Linked DNA regions of Homo sapiens: region 2 is linked to region 1. A link is a contact called in ENCODE Hi-C or POLR2A ChIA-PET data. All regions are on one chromosome and are shown on one strand. Each heading gives the region's core, a stretch centred on a gene start or an enhancer-like site at or near the end of the contact. The rest is flanking DNA. Distances are from core to core; before and after follow the strand shown.

Region 1 (3,519 bases), core at 682-3,181:
GGAACTGGTGGTGGGGCCCTGGTCTGCAATCTGTGGTCTTGTGCTCTTTCCCTCAAACCATATCATTTTCCCAATGACAGTGCACAAAAAAATAGCACCACTGTGACTAATGACTTTTTTCCAATTGCAGAGATTACTTCTAGATTTTTGCTCATTTTCCCATGGCATTGTGTGTATGGGGCTTGCAATCCCAGCACAACACTATCTGCTTCCCAAGAGCATCACCTAGCCCAGCCTGTTGAGGGCCTCAATTGTTGAGGGCCTCCATTGTCCTGGGACTCCGCATACCACATGCTCCTGGATCTGGCACTACCTTAGTCCCTGCCTCCTAGAAGCCATCTTCGGTGTCCAGTAATGCTTCACCTTCCCTCCTCTTTATTTTTTATTTGTAGAGATGGAGTCTGTGTTGCCCAAGCTGGTCCCAGACTCCTGGCCTCAAACCATCCTCCTGCCTTGACCTCCCAAAGTGCTGGGATTACAAGTGTAAGCCACCACACCTGGCATCGTTTCCCTTCTCTTGCTTTTTTTGTTTTTGTTTGTTTGTAGGTACGGTCTTACTCTATCACACCCAGGCTGGAGTACAGTGGCACAATTACAGCTCACTGCAGCCTCAACCTCCAGGGCTCAAGCAATCCTCCCAACTCACCTTCCTGAGCACCTGGGACTACAGGCACACACCACCAAGCCTGGCTAATTTTCATTTTTGTAGAGGCAGGGTCTCACTGTTGCCCTGACTAGTCTCTAACTGCTGGGATCAAGCAATCCTCCCACCTCAGCATCCCAAACTGCTGAGATTACAGATGTGAGCCACCATGCCTGGTATCTTCTCCCGTCTCTTGAGTGTCATTTCAGGTGTTGACATGATAGTATCACACACATTAAGTAAGACCCGTGGAAGCCCCTGTGCACCAGAGCACAGCAGCCTGTGAGTGAAAGCCATGGGATGCCAGGTGACCGTGCCTACATCTATGAACTGGCCTGCCCCTTATGTGCAGACAGCTCCTTGCCTTGTTCCTTAGGTAGCTGGAGACTAGGTGTGGGCAACCACTACAGCATCCTGTTGGATTCTCTAGAAGACATCTTTTTCTTTTCTTTTTTTTATTCATCCAACCCAAAATGCCTTTGTTTTTCCAGTCGTAGTAGGGACGGGGCCTCGCTATGTTGCCCAGGCTGGCCTCCAACTCCTGCCCTCAAGCGATCCTCCCTCCCAATGTGTTGGGATTACAGGCTCGAGCTACGGTGCCTGGTCAGACACACCATCAGCTCTCGGGGCTCCAGGGTCCCCCTCCCACGGCCCACCCTCCCTCCTGTCTTCGGTAAAAGTGGGACATGGCGATGGGAGTAAATCACCCCAGTGACTACTGGGCGGAGGGTGTAGGGGGTGGGGAAGCACACCTAGTGGGTGTAATTGACAGGGGTTGAAGGTGGGTGGGTAGGGGTGCAGGTGGGCGGGGGAGTTGCAGGTGGGCGGGGGAGGGGCGCAAGTCCGCGGGCCCCGCCCCCAACCCCGGCCCCGCCCACCCGCCGAGGACCGCTATGCCCCGCGCCCGCTTCTCCCCCGCGCCCCTCCCCACGCCCCGCGGCCCGCCGCCCGCCCGGGTACCTCCTGTGGCAGCAGGGGCAGCGCGTGCCCCGCCTGCGTGGCCGTCGGCGTGGCCGGCTCCAGAAAGTCGTCTTCGGCGTCAGAGCTGGACATGGCACCGTCCTGACGACGGCTGTCTGGCTCCCGCCCCGTGACTACCACCATCCCTCTGGCTCTGGGCAGTGGGCGCGGCTTCGGGCGGGCGGAGGCGGCGGCCCCGGGCACTCCCTACCGCCGAGCAGCGCCTGGCATGACGCGGCCGGCTGCGGGCTGGCCGGAGGGGGGCGAGAGGCAGTGCGCAGGCGGGAGGGCGGTGGCTCCCTCAACGCCGACCCGCTCGCGCCCAGCTGGGGCCTGACCCGACCGCCTCCCGCTACTGGCCGACGCCGCGCTGGTTCCGCCCTGATTGGCAGGAAGCTCGCCCAGTCGAAGAGCAGGCAGCGCCAGCGGCCGGCGCCTGAGTGGTCCCTGGGTTGGGGGGGGGGGGGGGGGGCGGCCTGCGAGCCTGCCGTGCACTGATTGGTCCTCTGGCCAGCGGGCGCGCCCTCTCCGAGAGACCCGGCGGTGGTGCGCCGCTACGCTCTCATAACTGGGCGTCGGAGTCTGCCGTGAAGAGGGTTCTCACCCGCGTCAGGGTAGACGCCTTATCCCTTCACACAGGGGGTCACGACTTACTCGTGTGTCTGGCCCCAGAGCAGCGGGTCCTTGTCTCCTCAATGGAAGGCCTGAGCAGCCTTTCCTGGAGGATGTGGCGGGAGGAGGGCTGAGGTGGCTGCGGACACGCCACCGCGGCTGGCCCCGCCCCGAGCCGCAGGGCACCGCCCGGGTGTCCAGTTCTTCCTCACTCGCTCGCGCAGAAATCCGAACGAGAAAACCCAAAATAGGAGCGCTTGAGTTCAATGAATAATGACAGTGACTCCCCACCGTGACCGTTTTTCCACCGGGACACACAGATGGAGACAGGCCCTTCCCCAAGATGCTCCCGGCTCCCTGGGAGGCGGAGTCCAGCCCTAGAGGCTCTATCAGCGCAGGGAGTCTCCTGGGGGTCAAGGTTCTTAGCCCGTTCAAGCCATTTTCTCCTTTCTTTAAAAGACAAAGTCTCACTCTGTTACCCAGGCTGAAGTGCAGTGGCGCAATCATAGCTCATTGCAACCCCTGGGCTCAAGCAATCCTCCCGCCCCAGCCTCCCGAGTAGCTGGGACCACAGACGCGCACCACCACACTCAGCTGATTTTTTAAAATTTTGGCCGGGCGCAGTGGCTCACGCCTGTAATCCTGGCTCTTTGGTAAGCGATGCGGGTGGATCACCTGAGGTCAGGAAGTTGAGACCAGCCTGGCCAACATGGTGAAACCTCATCTCTACTAAAAATACAAAATTAGCCAGGCATGGTGGCACACCTGCAATCCCAGCTACTAGGGAGGCTGAGGCAGGAGAATCGCTTGAACCCAGGAGATGGAGATTGCAGTGAGGCGAGATCACGGCCACTATACTCCAACCTGGGCAACAAGAGCGAAACTCCGTCTCAAAAAAGAAAAAAAAATTTTTTTTTTTTTTTTTTTTTAAGAAATGGGGTCTTGTCATGTTGCCCAGGCTGGTCTCAAACTCCTTGCCTCAAGCTGTCCTCCCTCGTCAGCCTCCCAAAGTGCTGGGATCGCAGGCGTGTGCAACCATGCTTCTCCTTTTCAAACCGTTTTCACACCCAGTTCCTCATCTCATTCTCACAGTGTAGTGACAGAAAAGAAAACTGAGTCGTAGATTAGACAGCTCCAGGATGGCAAAGATGAGCTGGTGGCATAGCACTTCCTCTGTTAGACCATCGCACTCCCAGCTGCAGGAGTGTCCTAGGTCTGTGTTTTCTCCAACTTCAGTTGCATCAAAATCCCTGGAGGGAGACCTTGTTTAAACACAGATGAAAAGGAATGAAATCACGTCATCT
Region 2 (3,519 bases), core at 327-2,826, 760 kb after region 1:
ATTTTTGGTAGAGACGGGGTTTCACCATGTTGGCCAGGCTGGTCTTGAACTCCTGACCTCATGATCCACCCGCCTCGGCCTCCCAAAGTGCTGGGATTACAGGCGTGAGCCACTGTGCCCGGCCAAGAAAAGTCAATTTTAAGCACTTAAGCAGGCCAGGCGCGGTGGCTCATGCTTGATTCCCAGCACTTTGGAAGGCAGAGGTGGGTGGATTACCTGAGGTCAGGAGTTCGAGACCAGCCTGACCAATATGCTGGTCTCGAATATGCTAATAGGCAACAACGTTTAAAAGTCATTCCAATGCCTAAAACACCACCATATACATAACATACTTGTCCTTTACTCCAATGAAGCTTAAACTAGACCCAAACTCAGACCATTTCCTTCTCCTGGCACACTGAAACATACGAGAGGGAATCCAAGAAATCAGATATGTTAAGTGCGGGTATCTTCTTCCACAGTAGGGTCAAATTCGTGTTTGCCAGCAAATGTCACCGTCCCAGTTAAGTCTGCAAATTCTCACTAGCGCTGGAGTACAAAGAGGCCTGACCACGGAAACACCTGTCCTAGCACCAGGAAGACAGTGGGAAAGGCAACCCCCCTGTCTCCGCGCCGGCCCCAAAGCCTCGGCTGCAGCGATCGGGGGGACAAGAGGTTGCCGCTGGTCTCAAGGGTGCGGTGGACAAGGTCCCACACCCCCGGCCCGCCTCCCGAGAACCAGGAAACCTGTCAAGCCAGCCTGGACCCACCCTCCGCAGCCCCCTCGCGCTCCTGCACAGCCGGGCCCCAGCCCGCCCGACCGCTCCGCGTCCGCCCCGGCCTCCCGGCTGCACTCTGCCACCTCATCCCTCCCCGGCTGCCTCGCGGCCCCGCCACCTCCGCCCCGCGGCCTGGGCTCAGGCCGCCCCCCGGGCAGGAGCGCCCCGCCGCCGCCCCCCGCCTGGCCCCGACCCGACCCCGTCAGTTCCCCAGCGGCCCGGTCCCCGCCGCCCCCAGGCCTGAGCTCCCGCCGCGCGCTCCCCACCCCGAGACTCCACCCTCGCCCCGCTCGGCCGCTCCTGGCCCACTCCCCCAAGCCGGCTACCTGGAGGCAAGGGCGGCGGAGCACTTCACCCAGGGCCCCAGGTCGCAGAGGGCCCGGTGCTCGGGGTCCCGCTCCTTCTCCCGCTCCACGTGGTAGGCGTAGATGGAGAGCAGGATTCCGGCAGCGCACACTGCATACCGGGCCACCCGCTCCCACCGCGGCACCGACACTCTTAGCAGGACGGGAGCCGCCATCTTCCCGCCGCCGCCGCCGCCGCCTCCCTCCGCCTCCACCTCAGCCGCCGCCGCCCGTCGGGGCCCGACCCAGCCGCCACCGCCGCCACCGCCGCCTCCGCCGCCGCCGCCACCACCGCCGCCGCCGCCGCCGCGCCCCATTGGCTCGGTGGCCTGCTCCGGGCCCCGCCCCCACAGGCGCGCGGCCCAACCGCCCCAAAAGGAGTGAGGCGGACGGGGCGGGGAAGGCGCGCGCGGGCGCGGAGGGAGGGGGTGGAGTGCGCAACGGCCGAAGAGGCCGGATCGGCGGGCGGAGACTGAGGCGGCGTGGCGCTGCGCCGCGCGGCCGGTCGCGCGCGAGGGGTGGAGCCCGGGGGAGAAAGGGGTGGGGCAGGGGTGGGGATGGGCGGGGCAGGGGTGGGGAGGGGCGGAGCCAGAGAGGGGCGGGGCCGAGCGGGCCAGTGCGGGAGGGACTTAAAGGAGCGGTCTAACTAGCACATTGCAAGGATGCCACTGTGGGTGACTGGGCGAACCCTCGGCCCCTCCCTCTGGGGATGGCAATCAATTGCCATCCTTTTTCCCTTTTTCGTTGTATATTTCTGACCCAATCCAAATCAACCCTGGCCAATGCTTGGAGCTCCAGAGACCCACACCTATGACCTGATCTTCCCACCACCACCTTCGGTTAGACCTGTGCAAAACTTTTTTTTTAATGTGCAAAACTATGTTTTAAATTTAAAAACTATTTTTAAAAAATGATTTATGGACCGGGTACAGTGGCTTACACCCGTAATCCCAACACTTTGGGAGGCCGAGGCAGGTGGATCACTTGAGGTCAGGAGTTCGAGACCAGCCTGGCCTACATGGCGTAACCGCGTCTCTACTAAAAATACAAAAAACAAACAAAAACAAATTAGCCCGGTGTCGTGGTGGGCGCCTGTAATCCCAGCTACTCGGGAGACTGAGGCATGAGAATTGCCGGAACCCGGGAGGTGGAGGTTGCAGTGAGCCAAGATCGTGCCACTGCACTCCAGCCTGGGCGATAGAGTAAGAGTCTCAAAAAAAAAAAGAGAGATTTACGAATGCCTTGCTTTTCCGTAAGCTGAATTTGAAGTTGCTTACCATAACTCATATAATATAGAAAAATAAAGATGAGCTAATACAATCAGGACGAAGAAAAAGAAAAGTCAGAATAAAATGAAAGGCCAGGAATAAGAACACAGATAAGCAGGCCATAGGGGCTTACATAGTTATTAAAATTGCATCATAAATTTGGCTCTGAGCTTCCTGGTGGCCAAAACTAAAAGGAAAACAGATGTATGTGCTTTTTCTCACTGTCTTTAAGAAGAAACACAGGGTTCTTGGAGATTTTCAGTGTTTCCCTGGTTGCAGCTTTCAATTTTTCAGGGGCTTTATATAGTGATTTTGAATAATAAGCAATATCCTTGTATTCGTTATCTATTGTTGGGTAAAAATCACCCCAAATTTAGCAGTTAATAAACAATAAACTTTTTTTTCCCTCACAGTTTCCACGGGCTAGGAATCTGGGTGAGGTTAGCTGTGTCCTCTGGCTCAGGCTCTCATGAGGATACAATCAAGCTGTCAGCCAGGGCTGCAGCTCTCTCAAGGCTTCAGAATCCTCTTTCAAACTCACTTCCACTGCTGCTGGCAGGCCTGAGGTCCTCTCTGGCTGTTGGCTGGAGACATCATTTCCTGTCCACTTGCACCTCTTGGTAAGAAGCGGCAGGCTTACCCCAGGGAGAGGGAGGAGAAAGAGGAAGAGACAGAAAAAGAAAATGAGAGTGAGATCACAGTCCTTTTTTGAAACCTAATCCCAGAAGTGACATCCCATCACTTTTACGAAGTCTATTGCTACTTAGAAAATAGTCTCTAGGTCCAGCCAGTCATGGTGGCTCACACCTGTAATCCCAGAATTTTGGGAGGCCGAGGTGGGTAGAGCACCTGAGGTCAGGAGTTCGAGACCAGCTGACCAACATGGTGAAACCCCGTCTCTACTAAAAATACAAAAATTAGCCGGATGCGGTGGCACATGCCTGTAAACCCAGCTACTTGGGAAGCTGAGGCATGAGAATCACTTGAACCTGGGAGGTGGAGGTTGCAGTGAGCCAAGCTCACACCATTGCACTCCAGCCTGGCTTACAAGGAAAAACTCCATCTCAAAAAAAGAAGAAAAAAAAGAAAGAAAGAAAGAAAAAGAAAATAGTCCCTAGGTCCAGCCCATGCTCAGAGGGAGAGGATTAC

Evidence for each region. Hi-C counts contacts between places; a loop is a spot of excess contacts on that map. ChIA-PET counts read pairs that join two places held with the same protein, here RNA polymerase II (POLR2A). Pooled maps may share reads with other maps.
Region 2: a pooled map shows a loop between it and region 1 (22-fold over the local background). The contact joins the promoter of VKORC1L1 here to the promoter of KCTD7 in region 1. A Hi-C loop is called at or near these places in 2 of 37 single-sample maps with no recorded cell type and 14 of 50 pooled maps. POLR2A ChIA-PET finds 5 or more read pairs at or near these places in 1 of 52 experiments (HEK293).

Annotation. Positions count from the first base shown.
Region 1 is chr7:66,627,293-66,630,811 of GRCh38, reverse strand. KCTD7 (potassium channel tetramerization domain containing 7) reads right to left here and starts at 1,931. Exons shown (of 4, transcript NM_153033.5): 1 at 1,604-1,931. The coding sequence starts at 1,747. RefSeq lists silencers at 1,571-2,140, 3,151-3,350.
Region 2 is chr7:65,871,131-65,874,649 of GRCh38, reverse strand. VKORC1L1 (vitamin K epoxide reductase complex subunit 1L1) reads right to left here and starts at 1,576. Exons shown (of 3, transcript NM_173517.6): 1 at 1,085-1,576. The coding sequence starts at 1,278. RefSeq lists enhancers at 75-626, 1,178-1,729 and silencers at 795-864, 1,412-1,591, 1,305-1,804, 1,825-1,884.